3 separate regions of the Mus musculus genome follow, and all the other regions are linked to region 2. The links are chromatin contacts, found by Hi-C or POLR2A ChIA-PET in ENCODE. All regions are on one chromosome and are shown on one strand. Each heading gives the region's core, a stretch centred on a gene start or an enhancer-like site at or near the end of the contact. The rest is flanking DNA. Distances are from core to core; before and after follow the strand shown. Region 1 has its middle 9.2 kb from the start of Gm39157. Region 2 holds the start of Rbpms (RNA binding protein gene with multiple splicing). Region 3 overlaps Rbpms (RNA binding protein gene with multiple splicing).

Region 1 (4,192 bases), core at 1,180-3,679, 49 kb after region 2:
TACTGTGAACTAGCCAGTTTGATACTCACTATGTAGCCCAAGCTGGCCTTGAACTTGTGGCAATTCTCCTGTTTTAGCCCCCTGAGTGCTGTGATTGTATTCATACCCCACCACACAAGCTTTACTATATTTTGATTAATGGAGAGGTAATCAAAGACTTAAATCAAAAAACAAATCAGAGACTATGTCATCATGAAGAGATTTCTTTTTTTTTTCTCTCTTTCTTTTTTGAATCACACAGCAGCTTGAACTGATGAAGATAGCAGTGGTATAAACTCAGGACTCAAATGCACAGCACACTAATTGTGCACTTGCTGTCTTCCCAGCCCGGCTTAAAGTGTGGAAGCTGACGTGTATAGACCAGAACTGAGACTCACTCTTTTTATCTATTTAAATTTTGACTCCTGATGTTGGTGGGAAACTGGCTCATAGGCAAATGATTTCAGATTAGCTTCCATGTGTGGGAGGGACTTCCTTGTCAAACTTCGCCTGTTAGGCAGCGCCCAGGCCATTCTTTTTCTTGACCCCATAGACATCCAAGGAGTGAGGGTCCAGATAGAAAAGAAGTAGGGCAACGGAGAGAACCTGATCAATATGCACAGGGAAACCGGTTTCACTCACAGGGTTTTGTTGTTTCTGTTGTTATTATGTGTGTGTGTGTGATTATACAGTGTGTACACACGCACACACACACACACACACACACACACACACACACACACACACACGCACCTGGTGCCTGAGGAGGTCAGAAGAGGGTGCTGGAATTGGAGATATGGAGAGTTGGTAGTTGCCATGTGGGTTCTGAGAACCAAACATAGGTCCTTTGAAAGAGCAGCAAGTGCTCTCAACCACTGAGCCGTTGCTTCAGCCCCTGAATACTGGTTTTCTTTAATTGTTTTTTCTTTTCTATGAATGCTTGCACTTTCTGGAACCACAAGAAATCACTGACCCTAACTCTGGGGCTTGTCCATTTCTGTTGCACAGTTAAATGCTCACAATGCTCCCTGGAGTCTTTCTAATTTTCTAAGACACAGGAAAGGAAACTGAACTTCAGAGTCCGTCCTACAGCAGGTGGGGAGGTGAGTGAATGTGTGTGTAGTGTGTGTGTGTGTGTGTGTGTGTGTGTGTGTGTGTGTGTGTGTCTTTTCCCAAACATCAGTAGTCCCTCAGATCATAGGACCAGTTACATACATACTATAAAACCACTTTCCTGGGGCTGGAGAGATGGCTCAGTGGTTAAGAGCACTGACTGCTCTTCCAAAGGTCCTAAGTTCAACTCTCAACAACCACATGGTGACTCACAACCATCTGCAATGAGATCATATGCTCTCTTCTGGTGTGTCTGAAGACAGCTACAGTGCACTGATACATAAAATAAACAAATCTTTACAAACAAACAAACAAATAAATAAATAAATATATTATTGAAGTTAGTTTGGTCATATCCTTGCCTTCTTTCTTTTTAACTCTTACCCGTTGCCCATCTGTCTTGGGGTTGCACTGGAGGTGAAATCAAGCAAGGATCTCCTGACTCACAGCCTTGTTCCCTCTTGAACTTTGCCACACTTGGTTGCTGCCTGTTTTATTGACAATGACCGGAATCACATTTATACAGCCAAATATGCTGTGTGCCATGTTGACCTGAAGTTATTGAAAGCGCTGAGGACTGGAGAGGGCTTGATCAAGAGCTCTGGCTGCTCTTGCAGAGGACATGAGTTCAATTCCCAGCACCCACTTGGTGGCTCACAGCTCTAACTCCAGTTCCAGGGGATCCAATGCTGTCTTGTGGCCTCTCTGGACACCAAGCATGCATGTAGTACACATACATACAGACAGACAAAACACCTACACACATGAAATAAAATAAATCTAAAACTTAAAAAAGAACTGACAACTTTTCGGTTAAAAACATCTCTTCTAGATCTTTTCCCATGAGAAATACACTTTTCTCTATTTTTACTGTTTATTGTTTTAATGATTATTTTTTAAATTGGCTTCAGGCTTATCTCTCTGTAAACAAACAAAAGGGACTTTCCTTCCTGCTGGTTTTCACAGACTTTTCGAGAGCAACGTTTACTATTCTTTCAGAGCTGCAACGACTCTTGCTCTTCCCCAAGACCCCGGAACGTGGGACACATTGGGCTTCAAAGGTGATTTAAAGTTCCTATTTTTCTGAGGTGCATTCTGGGGGATTTCTCCTCAACCTTTCTTATCTAAGTGCATACAAAGAGCAAGCACAACTAAACAGTCAAGGAGCAACAGTTTTAATCCCAGGCGTCTGGGGGTTAAGTGGGTTTGCAGACTGGGCCCCTCCCCTGAGCGTTACCTGCCACCCCATCTGGATTCACTTAGAGGCCACCAGCCAGTTATCTGCCTCCCTCTCCAGCAAAGCTCTTCACGGGATTCCTGACAGCACTTACTTAGCCAGACCTACTGGGCAGAACGTGATCCCTAGATGATAGTGCATCATAAATCCGCCTGCCCTGCCTCGCCTCAGCGGGCATGGGACCTCCACGTGACTCATTCCACAGGCTTCCTGTGAGATTAGACAGGTGCTCGCTGGGAATTTGAATAGCTTTAGATCCAGCAGTTCTGCTATTTCTGGTGTGGGCAGTGATGACTGCTCACCCAGGAGGGCAGGACCAGTGGCCAGCCTGTCTCTAGCGTTAACATCATCTGTCCCGCTTGCTAAGGAGCCTGCGTCGAGGACGCTACACCAAAGGAATCGCTGTTCTTGGAGTCTGCTGTCTCTATCATGTACCTAAAATAACTCCGGAGACACTGATGAGGGCATCACTGACAGACATGATTGGCTTCAAGGGCATCTGAAAGACCGAGCTTGCCCTCTGATTTAGGAGGCCTGGGGGGGGGGGGTTCTTCTGCGTTGTCTCTGGCAGCCTGCCATTTGCCTCTTCTACATGGCAATCTCTCCTCCGACTTCAGCTCCTGGGATAGAGATCCTATCTGAGGGGTCTGGTCAAGGAAGTTACCCGAAGCGACCACCTGCTCTTATCATTCCACGGCTGGGTTGCGCAGCCTCTTCTCTAGGTCGCGATTTATAATCTGATACTTGTTCTCTTCTGGTGAGTTCTGTGTGCCACACTTAGCTCCACAAAACTCCACAACCTTTGGTTGGTTTCCCTCCTCTTCCTCTTCACCTGCCTTCTTCTTACTACACCCCCAACCCCCAATGCCTAGCCCATAGTGCTTAACTGGTTCATAGTAAGTTTTAATCAAATTCCATTAGTAAATTCAATGATGAGATTTTTTTTTTTTTAAACCGCCTTCCCTGCCTCTTCTTCATTATGGGCTGCATAATTTTCGGATTTTCTTGAGCATACTTTTAACCTCGTTTGAGAAAAGCACACATCTAAAGCTTTCTATCTACCAATAGACGCGTGGTTTTTCAGAGATGGTGGTATTTATTAGATATCTCATTCCTGTAAGTCCTGATGCCTTTGCTCCCGCTGTAATGCAGCCAGAGTCGTTGAACTGACCATTCTCTTGGCAAAAAACAAACAAAATATCTAGACTGAAGGCTCACAAGCAGAAATACTTCAAGGAGCTCAGAAGGAAAATATTAGAAACATTTGTTCATCTTCTTTAATCTCCTGATAAGAAATAGAGGTAAGTCTGAGTAATAAGTAATACGTGTTGACAGCTCTTTATACATGGACGTTTCATGTCTGGAAGCAGTTTATGTGTAATTATATATTAACATGCATATGTTGGGGGAGACATGCTATGTATAAATAGAGGTTCTCAGTTTAAAAGGAGTAGATTGGAATACCTTATAGAGAGCTAGAGAGATGGCTCAGCTGTTACAAGCATTGCTGGTCTTGCAGAGAACTGAGTTCAGTTCCCAGAACCCAACACCATACTGTGGCTCATAACCACGCGGAACCTCAGTTCCAGGAGATCCGTTAGGCACTCACATACGGATGTGCAGGCCAAATATCCATGCACACAAAGTAAAACAAACAAAATAAAACAATAAAAATTCATATTCATGTAAATTGCTTTTAAAAAATTAAATTTGGCTTTGTTTCATTTTTGAGAAAGGGTCTCACTAGCCTAGAACTTGCTCTGTGGACCAGGCTGGTCTCATACTCACAGAGACCCACCTACTGCTGACGCTTGAGTGTTGGGATTAAAGGTATGTGCCACCACACTGGTTTATGTGCGGTTT
Region 2 (4,246 bases), core at 1,228-3,727:
TGACCTGGGAGACCCTACTTATAAACAAAATGTACAAAGTAGCCAGAGAGTGTTTGCCTGGCATGCCTAATGGTCCAAGGTTCACTGGGAAAAAAAAAAAAAAAAGTCAAGGAATTAAGATCACTCTTGACAGTTGTCTGTATTCTCCACACTCCCACCAGTACACAACAAAGCTCTGGAACCTTCCTGCTGGGTCCATTTCTCAAATAACGCCAGTTTTCCTAGCCAACAGTTAACACTTCCCAGAATCACGTGCTGTTCCTACCTGACTGGGGGCACAGGGTAACAAGGCAAATAAGTCAGATGATTGCACCAGCCCGGCCTTTACTTACTAGATGAGATCACCAGGAGTAGGGAACCTTAGTTCGGCAAGCACTTTCAGCTAAGATGGACCAAGAGAAAAATCTGACTTGCCATAATTTTAAATCAAATGGGTATGGGACTTAGAGACAAATCTATTGTATTAAAACCTTGAAAACAAACAAACAAAACCAAACAAACAAACAAAAAAACTATGAGGTTCTGTTAGCTTCCAAAATCATTTTGAAAGAAGCAAACTTTATTTTTGTTGTTGTTGTTATGAGCTTTTTCCCAGTTTCGACTTTCCTGAACCAGATGAAGGAAACAAGGTCGTCGGCTTCCCAGAATCTCTCTCTTAGCAGAGCTAAGGGCACTGCTGATCATGAATGAGTTACCCTGTGTTAATTAAAACATGTGAAACACCAGCAATCTCCTAAAGAGCAAAGGGGCCATCTTTTTTTTTTTTTTTTTTTTTTTTTTTGGTAAGTTTAACTGGTCAGGAAATAAACTGAAAAACAGCCGGAACTTGCAGACGGCCCCTGGCTTTGTTATAAAACAGTATACACAAAACTTTCCAAAGCAGTATTGCTGATAAAATAGCTAATTTCTTCAGGTGAAGAGGCAGTTTTTCAACTCTTCCATTCATTTAAGAGGCACCAAGTCACAACTGAGCTAAGATCTATTTTTGCATTGATTTGCATACGTTTCGATCTCTCCTGTCTTCCCCATTTAAACAGTTCCCACTTTACCAGTGGATAGTTCACGCAGGTCTGAGTTGGGTAGATGGATACTCTTCTTTAATGTTTGGTTTCACTCTCTGTGTTTAAGTTTGCACAAGCGTCCCAATACTCTCACCATACTAACTGCTTTAGAGTCAGTTCGGGTTGTGTACGTCCCCTTTATTAGGATGTAAATTACCTGTAAGAACACTTTTTTACGTTATAGTGGGATGGGCAGTTTCTGCTACTGCACACTCAATTCTGGGAGACCTTTAAAATGGTAAATATAATTTCTTGTATTCCAGATAACACATTTGCAGGAGTGAAGGCGAAACAGGATATCACAAAACTGACAAAATTCACGAGCCCCAAGTACACCCCCGTCCACCACCGGCGTTTTCAGTAAGAAACGCACCACAGCCGCAAATTGTTTGTAAATTCCGAGTGTGCCACATAAAGTTGTGATTTTCCCCCCTTTAAAAACACCCTCCACGCACCTTTGCTTTGGGGAACCCAAAGCTTTTAGCCCTTGTTACTCTACGCCCCCACCCCCACATTCGACCTCTCCCAGGTTCGGCGGGGGTCTCCGACTCATCGGAGAAGAATGCGTCCTATGAGTTATCTATTAATCCAAAATGTCTCAGCTAAGAAGATATTTCACCCAGAACTTTTAACACCGAAAGGGAGGGAGGGAGTAAGAGAGGGAGGGGAGCTGGGGTCGGAAGTATCTTTTACTGAGAACTTTCCCAGAGTTTCTCCCTTCGCCATACCTCCCTCCCTCCAATTTCCAGCTGCAAGACGCAAGAACCCAAGTCCTGACCCTCCCTGGTCCCAATCATCTGAGGTCACCCGGGAGTCAGCTCTCGATTCCGCTTTCAACATCCCGAGTAGACAAAGCTGAGCATTCTACTTACAAAAGTCTCGGGAAAGTCCTCAAAACTTATGCAATAACCAGAGGCAGGCGGACGCGCGTGGACCCAGTCCCGCGCCCTCCGGACGCCCGCGTCCCGTGCTACTCCCCCCAGCCCCGGCCCGTGCGCCCCGCGCCCCCCAGCCAGTCCCCCTCAGTACCTCCTCCTCCTGAAGGTTGGCCTCGCTCGGGGTGTTCTCCTTCTCGGCTTTGCCGCCGCCGTTCATCTTCCCGGTCCTTCGTCGCCGCGCGGGACTGGGGCGCGGGGTTGGAGGCGAGGGCGAGGGCGCGCTCGCCCGCTGCTACCTTCCCCCGGGGCGGGCTGCGGGGCTGGAGCCGGGCGGCGCAGCGGAGAGCCGAGACGGACCGGCGGGCGGGGACCTCCGAGAGGCCGGGCGAGCCCCGGAGTCGGGACGCGGCCGAGACCGAGGAGGCGAGGCGGCGGGCGCGGTTGGGACCGGAGCCGCCGAGGACGCGCTGCTGGCAGGCTCTGGGCAGCGGGGCCGCACGCAGCGCGCTTTCTCTCGCCTTCCTCCCTCCTCCCCTCCCTCCTCTCCTCCCCTCCCTCCTCTCCTCCCCTCCCTCCTCTCCTCCCTCCGCCCTCCCTGGACGTGCGCGGCCGGACGCAGCCCAGAGAGACGCGGATCGGGACAGCGAAGCCCCCCGCGAGAGGAGGGGCGCGGGGCGGAGCGGTCGAACCCAGGGCTGGGCTGGGCTGGGCTGGGTTGGGCTTGGGGGAGGGGGGGTCGGCACCGGGGTCACGAGGCCGCGGGGACCGCGGGCGGAAGGTCGGGCCGCCCCTTCTTTCTCCAACCCCGTGGACCTAGGCGTCTGGGCGGGCCAGCGGCGGTGGGCTTGGAGAGGGGGCTCAGAGCCGAGGACAAGCCTTTCGGGGTAGGGGTGGGGGGCACATGGACTGGAGCGCGCTACTTTTGTTTGCTTGCTTTTCACGACGGGTGTGCACCCAAACCCACCCTCCGTGGCAATACCCGCCGAGACTCGGTTCTTCCCGGGCAGAAAGGTGACGGGCACGCGGGACAGCCCACCACCGAGCCCCGCTTTTGCAGGACACCGCTTGCCACCCCATTGCGGGTGCCCGAGTACAGCGAAACCTCCCAGCCTCCCCCCGCCCCCCCCACTTCGGCCGCTATCGCTCTCTAGGCTTCCGGCCGCCCCTGTTCAGACTCGCACAGCCGGCACCAGACTGTTCTGGAATCGGGTCTGTTTACATCACTCTACGGGGAGCCCCTTCCTGGAATACAGGACTACGTCCTGTTTATCTCTGCCATAACTTAAGTAGGCTACCTGGAGCGTAGTCCCGGAGCGTAGTAGGCCCTCCATATGTACTTGTTGACTAAATATCCCTCACTGCCCCTCAAAGGTCAAGACATTTATCTCTAGAGAATCAAAGCAATTACCCAACACCGGATGACCGCATAGCTTCCACTTCCTCATCTATAAAATGAATAAATATTTCATACATATATACACACACATACATATTCTCCCATTTCACTGATTATATATATACACACACACATATATATTACAATCATTATATGTGTGTGTGCATATATGTATGTATGTATGAATATATATATATATCCCAGGGTTTTAGAGATTATAGGTGGGGCGAGCCTCAGGTTCCTAACACCCATACTTGCACAATTGTGGTTTACAATAGGCGGAAGCTAGCATTATTATTAAGGAAGTTTCCATTTTCCTGGTCCTAGAGAACTTTTCCAACAATAGATCCTGTAAGCTCCTAGACTTTTGACTAGTTTGGACAGACATTTAAAACCCACGATTCAGCGGATGGTGCCTGTCTCTCTGAGGAAGTTCGTCTGGCATGCCGCACCAATCACGATTTCTCATTTATGGCTTGGTTTAACTGTTTATCTCTTTCTCCCTACTCCACATTCTTTACCCTTCCCCGCTTTGTGTGCGGTTGGGGGTGGGGTGAGGCGGGAGAGGGTGGGAGCTGAAGATAAGGGCCCTGCCTTTAGGCAATTCAAAGTAGTGTTGTGGAGACAAGATACCCCAAACAACTCCAAGGCAACATAGTCGCTGAATCCTGGTTCAAATTATAAAAAGCAGGATACGCGCAACGTCGTTCTTTTGCTTTTAAAGGCGTTGCGAAGTGAAAATCCATAGTGATACTTGGTTTTAGATCATAAGTTTTCTTTGAGGGGATCTGGAGACGTGGGAAAGTTTCTAAAGGAAAATAATGTTTTAAGTTGCTGTCATAATACCACTGCTCTCTGTAGGAACCAAGATGCCTTCTGGGAGGAAATGAACCAAGAGTCTTTGGAACAGC
Region 3 (4,044 bases), core at 710-3,209, 44 kb before region 2:
AAAGCAAAATGTTCCTTTCCTCTTTCCCATTGTGTACAAAATGGCCATGGCAACTGAGGGGCCTAAGAGGACAACTATCTGTTGAAGACAGCAGGGCATCGCAATAGGAATTCCAACATGCCATCAACAAGCTCAGAGGAAGTTGGTCACGAGAGACAATGCCTTTCAAGCAAATCAGAACCTCAGTATGCTGTCCTCTGTCTCTGCTTTCTGTCCACAGCGGTGTGAAGAAGTGCTCTCTTGTGAGCATGATACTCTACCACGCTCAATCTGGTAACTCACTGGGTAGCTCAACCTATAATCCCAGCACGAGGGAGGTGGAGACAGAGGACCAGGATCCAGGAGTTCAAGCATCTACTGCCATACGGCAAATGTAATGTAGCCTAAACTACAGGAAGGGGACTGTACCTCCAGAGGACTGGGCGATGGCTCAATTGGCAATATATCTGATCTGTAACCCTGAGTTTGGTCCCTAAGCATTCCCATAAAAGCCCGGCAGGGTAACAGCACCTGTAAGCCTAGTGCTGCGGAATGACTTATAATCCACATTATTTCAGTTTTCTGCTGCCGTGCCCAAGGTCAACCATATATACATATGCACACCGCTTTAGAATACTATAACTGTCATCTCAACACTTAGTCCATAGTGTGTGACAAATGAAAACTAATCAACTTGTATTAAACCTTAATAAAATAGAGGACTTGTAATATGGCTTCAGTAGATAAGGGTGCTTGCTACCAAGTTCCACCACCTGAGTGTAAACCTTGAGACCCGCATGATAAAAGAACAGACTTCTGACCTCCACATAAACATCTTCAATTCTTGATCTTGCTTCCATTTTCTTGAGAAGATTTGTATATCCAGAAGCAAGACAACAGGGTCACAACGTAATCGTTTCTGGGTTTTTCTGTTTTTCTTTTTGAAGCAGGGACATAACCTTTTTCCTTACAGTCCCATCAACAGCACATAAAAGTTCCTGAGGTTTTATTAACATTCCAACGCTTCCTTAAGAAAATCAATGAGCATAGTTGCTAGTGTTTGACATTCATAATGATCAAGCAACCTCAGAGGACCTGGGGGTACAAATGGGAGGTGTGAGAAGCCAACAAAATAGAGTTTAAATTTCTCCCAGCCTCTGTGGCCACGAAAAGTGCGGATAGATCCCAAACCTGGCATAGCTGGGGGGGGGGGGGGAGCACAAGTTCGGGAAGACAGGCTGTGGACAACAGATTATTCATGTCACAAGAGTTTACACATAACAGGTGTAGAAGTGCTGGGACGTTCCTTGCCCATTAATGGAAATGCGCCAGAGACTAAAGTCAAGAAGACAGATAAGGTGGTATCTTCGGTGATTCACACACACCCCTCCCTGCTGCTCCCTTTCTTTGTTTCATTTTCCTCCTCTTAACTCTGAAAGATAAACCCTCCAGAAAATTAAGAAAAAAAAATGTCCTGAAAGTTTTAGTGTCGTCAGCATTTCTCGCTCATGAGGTAAGTCTCTTAATACTAAAAGTTAGTTTGATAATCTGGTTCCTCTTGACAACATACTTTTACAGGATCTGGTAGAACGGGCACATAAAGAGGCCACAGATGTGTCCCGGGCTTACGTATACCACATTCTCTCTGCTCCTGCGGGCAATATTAAGCTACGGAATGAAAGACACATCTGGCTTTCTTGCTAGTAAGACCAGAAAGGTAGAGAGTAGCTCTGAGCCTCACTCTGGGGTTCATTTCCTCGGCTACCTCTCACTCATCCCGGGCATTTCCAGAGCGTGGGTCTGTCTGTGGCGCTTCATCCTGTTTCTGTAAATCCGCAGCCTTTCCCATTACATCCCCACCCCGAGTCAGATGGAAGGCTTTCCTGTTTGGCCACAGTGTGGTCTGTCCTCCCGGGACCCTCTTCTCAGCCATAGTCTTTCTCTGGCCCAGGGATGCATGGTGTGGGGCCTTCAGCGGAGACCGGAAGCGGAAGCAGGGGACAGCAGCTACACTTCCGGCCATAGCCTCAGAGGCAGCCATTGCTGCATGCCCAGCCAGCACCACCACACATGATGCTAAAGTGCCTGTACCGGCTCTAACTTCTCCCGCGGGTTAGCAGAGAGCCACAGGCACAGGTGGCTGTGTCTGCACGAGCAGGGCAGGTCTCCATGTGGGCACCATGCTGCCTGTCACTAACTTCACTCCACAGACAGGAAAGTCCAGTGCTCATATTCCTTAAACGCACTTGAGCACATTTCTCTGGACAAGTTCCTTACAGACCCGAGGTGCTGGCATTTGGAGCTACTAGTGCCTCCCTTAGCCCCTGGAATAGTGACTACCATCAACTTCCTGGCTCTACTTAAGTGTGTTTTCCTGGACTACACAGGAAGGATATGAGAGAAAAATGCACATATGCTGTACGTATCTGATAAAGGTTATGGGGAACATCGTAAAATTTGGAAAGAAAATAGAACAAAACAAGCATTTGGCTCGTACCTTCACTGGCCATATTATTTTTAGAAACATGTTTGTTTTCTGGTCTTTTTACCAAAAGCCAGGAGACAATTTGTCAGCAAGAAAAGGGAAAGACAAGAATGAATAATGATAAATAGCTAAAATTATACTCTAAGACAAAATTGTGTAACAGATAAATCAACTCCTATGTTTAAAAAAAAAAAGTTCTTGAGAGAAAAAGGAAAAAAAAAAGGACTGAAACAGCTGAATACAAAACTCATCTTAAGTTTGTTTTTCTGAATGTCAGCCTGATAAAATCAATTTTAATGTTTCAACCTATAATCCGGACAACTCCAGGTCAAATTGCTACACATACCATGGCAAGGGAGTACAAACATTTACAGGCTCATTATTCATTCTGTTAATTTTATGACGCACCCATATGCATGGGCCTCTGTTGGGAAAAAAAAAACAAAGCCAGTTCTATGAATTCAACATAGTGAATTATAAAAGAAAACACAAGCAAACTATGTGGAAGCCTGCCACAGCATCAGTAAGCTATGCCCCCCACAAACCCCCAGCCTCAAACAAGCACTGAAACAGGACATGGCTGAGAGCACTAATGTGGACTTTCGTGTTAAAGAACCACAGTGGGTACCAACTTGCCCTATTTAAAAGAACTGGATGTGTTGGGGTGTGGGGGTCCATCTTAGGGAAACTGGAACCCCAATGAAGAAGAGTAATCAGGTTAATAAAGGATCTGAAAACTACGACACAGAAATTGTTGGGGGACCAGTGACGTGACTATTGCCAGGTAAAGGTGCTTGCCGCCAAGTCTGATGGACAGCCTGAGTCTGATCCCTGAAACCACGTGTCCGAAAAGAAAGCACAACTCCTACAAGATTCACATATATAAGGTGTCACCTAGAGGGGACTAACACTAGCTTATCGACTCCCAAGGCCAGATGGACGGGACATGTCTTCTTTGGAAGTATTTCAAGACCCTTTTATTTTCTTTCCGTTTATCCTAGTAGAGATTATAAATTGCTTGAGGCCAGTGATGTTGTCCTTCCCCTAAACCAAGAAAACCTTTAGTTTTAGCTAATAGGTATATAGACTTCTACAAACTCACCAACAAAAGGAAAAACACCAAGAAAAAAAAAGGAGAATTAAACAACAAATATGAGCTAATTAGGACTTTTAGAAATAGAGCAGATACAACAACTGACTGATTTTTTTGTTCCTAGGGAGAACAAAAGATCACTAACTTCCTTTGCCCTCACACACAGCCCTTGATATGTTTATCTTATGTTCTACTATTACTGGGCTTAATTAACATCACAGCACTTCAGAGTATGAAGAGTGTTGTCACTCTCCACTGCTACTAACTTCTTCATTTTAAAATACAGACAAAACGTAGGCTTAAAAACCGCATAAACACCATAGCCCTAGTTTTGGCCTGCAATTCATGATTTATTCAATCATTATAAGAGATAACTTCAATAAAGACAGAACCTGGATCTCAAGCCATGGAGTGTAGTCGCTATGTCTGAAGTTACCATTTCATCAGTTTCTACCACATCCTAGAGAACTGATCAGATCCTGTACAT

What was found. Hi-C counts contacts between places; a loop is a spot of excess contacts on that map. ChIA-PET counts read pairs that join two places held with the same protein, here RNA polymerase II (POLR2A).
Region 1: a loop to region 2 is called in a map of heart, with 4 times the contacts of the local background. The contact joins the enhancer-like site here to the promoter of Rbpms in region 2. A Hi-C loop is called at or near these places in 3 of 37 maps with a recorded cell type or tissue (all heart). POLR2A ChIA-PET finds 5 or more read pairs at or near these places in 4 of 5 experiments (Patski and embryonic stem cell).
Region 3: a map of heart shows a loop between it and region 2 (2.7-fold over the local background). The contact joins the enhancer-like site here to the promoter of Rbpms in region 2. A Hi-C loop is called at or near these places in 5 of 37 maps with a recorded cell type or tissue (CH12F3, T-helper 2 cell and heart). POLR2A ChIA-PET finds 5 or more read pairs at or near these places in 5 of 5 experiments (Patski and embryonic stem cell).

The regions. Positions count from the first base shown.
Region 1 is chr8:33,976,207-33,980,398 of GRCm38, forward strand. No RefSeq gene overlaps it. Among named protein-coding and RNA genes, the nearest start is that of Gm39157, 9.2 kb to the right of the region's middle. Within about 2 kb of position 2,430, at least 1 of the 3 ENCODE cell types and tissues checked has a DNase peak (open chromatin) inside an H3K27ac peak, as active enhancers do; it is heart, where a contact is called at or near this core.
Region 2 is chr8:33,927,386-33,931,631 of GRCm38, forward strand. It overlaps Rbpms (RNA binding protein gene with multiple splicing), which reads right to left and starts at 2,478. Exons shown (of 8, transcript NM_001042674.2): 1 at 2,091-2,478. The coding sequence starts at 2,156.
Region 3 is chr8:33,883,857-33,887,900 of GRCm38, forward strand. The region is part of intron 1 of Rbpms (RNA binding protein gene with multiple splicing); the gene reads right to left. Among named protein-coding and RNA genes, the nearest start is that of Gm51528, 38 kb to the right of the region's middle. Within about 2 kb of position 1,960, at least 1 of the 3 ENCODE cell types and tissues checked has a DNase peak (open chromatin) inside an H3K27ac peak, as active enhancers do; it is heart, where a contact is called at or near this core.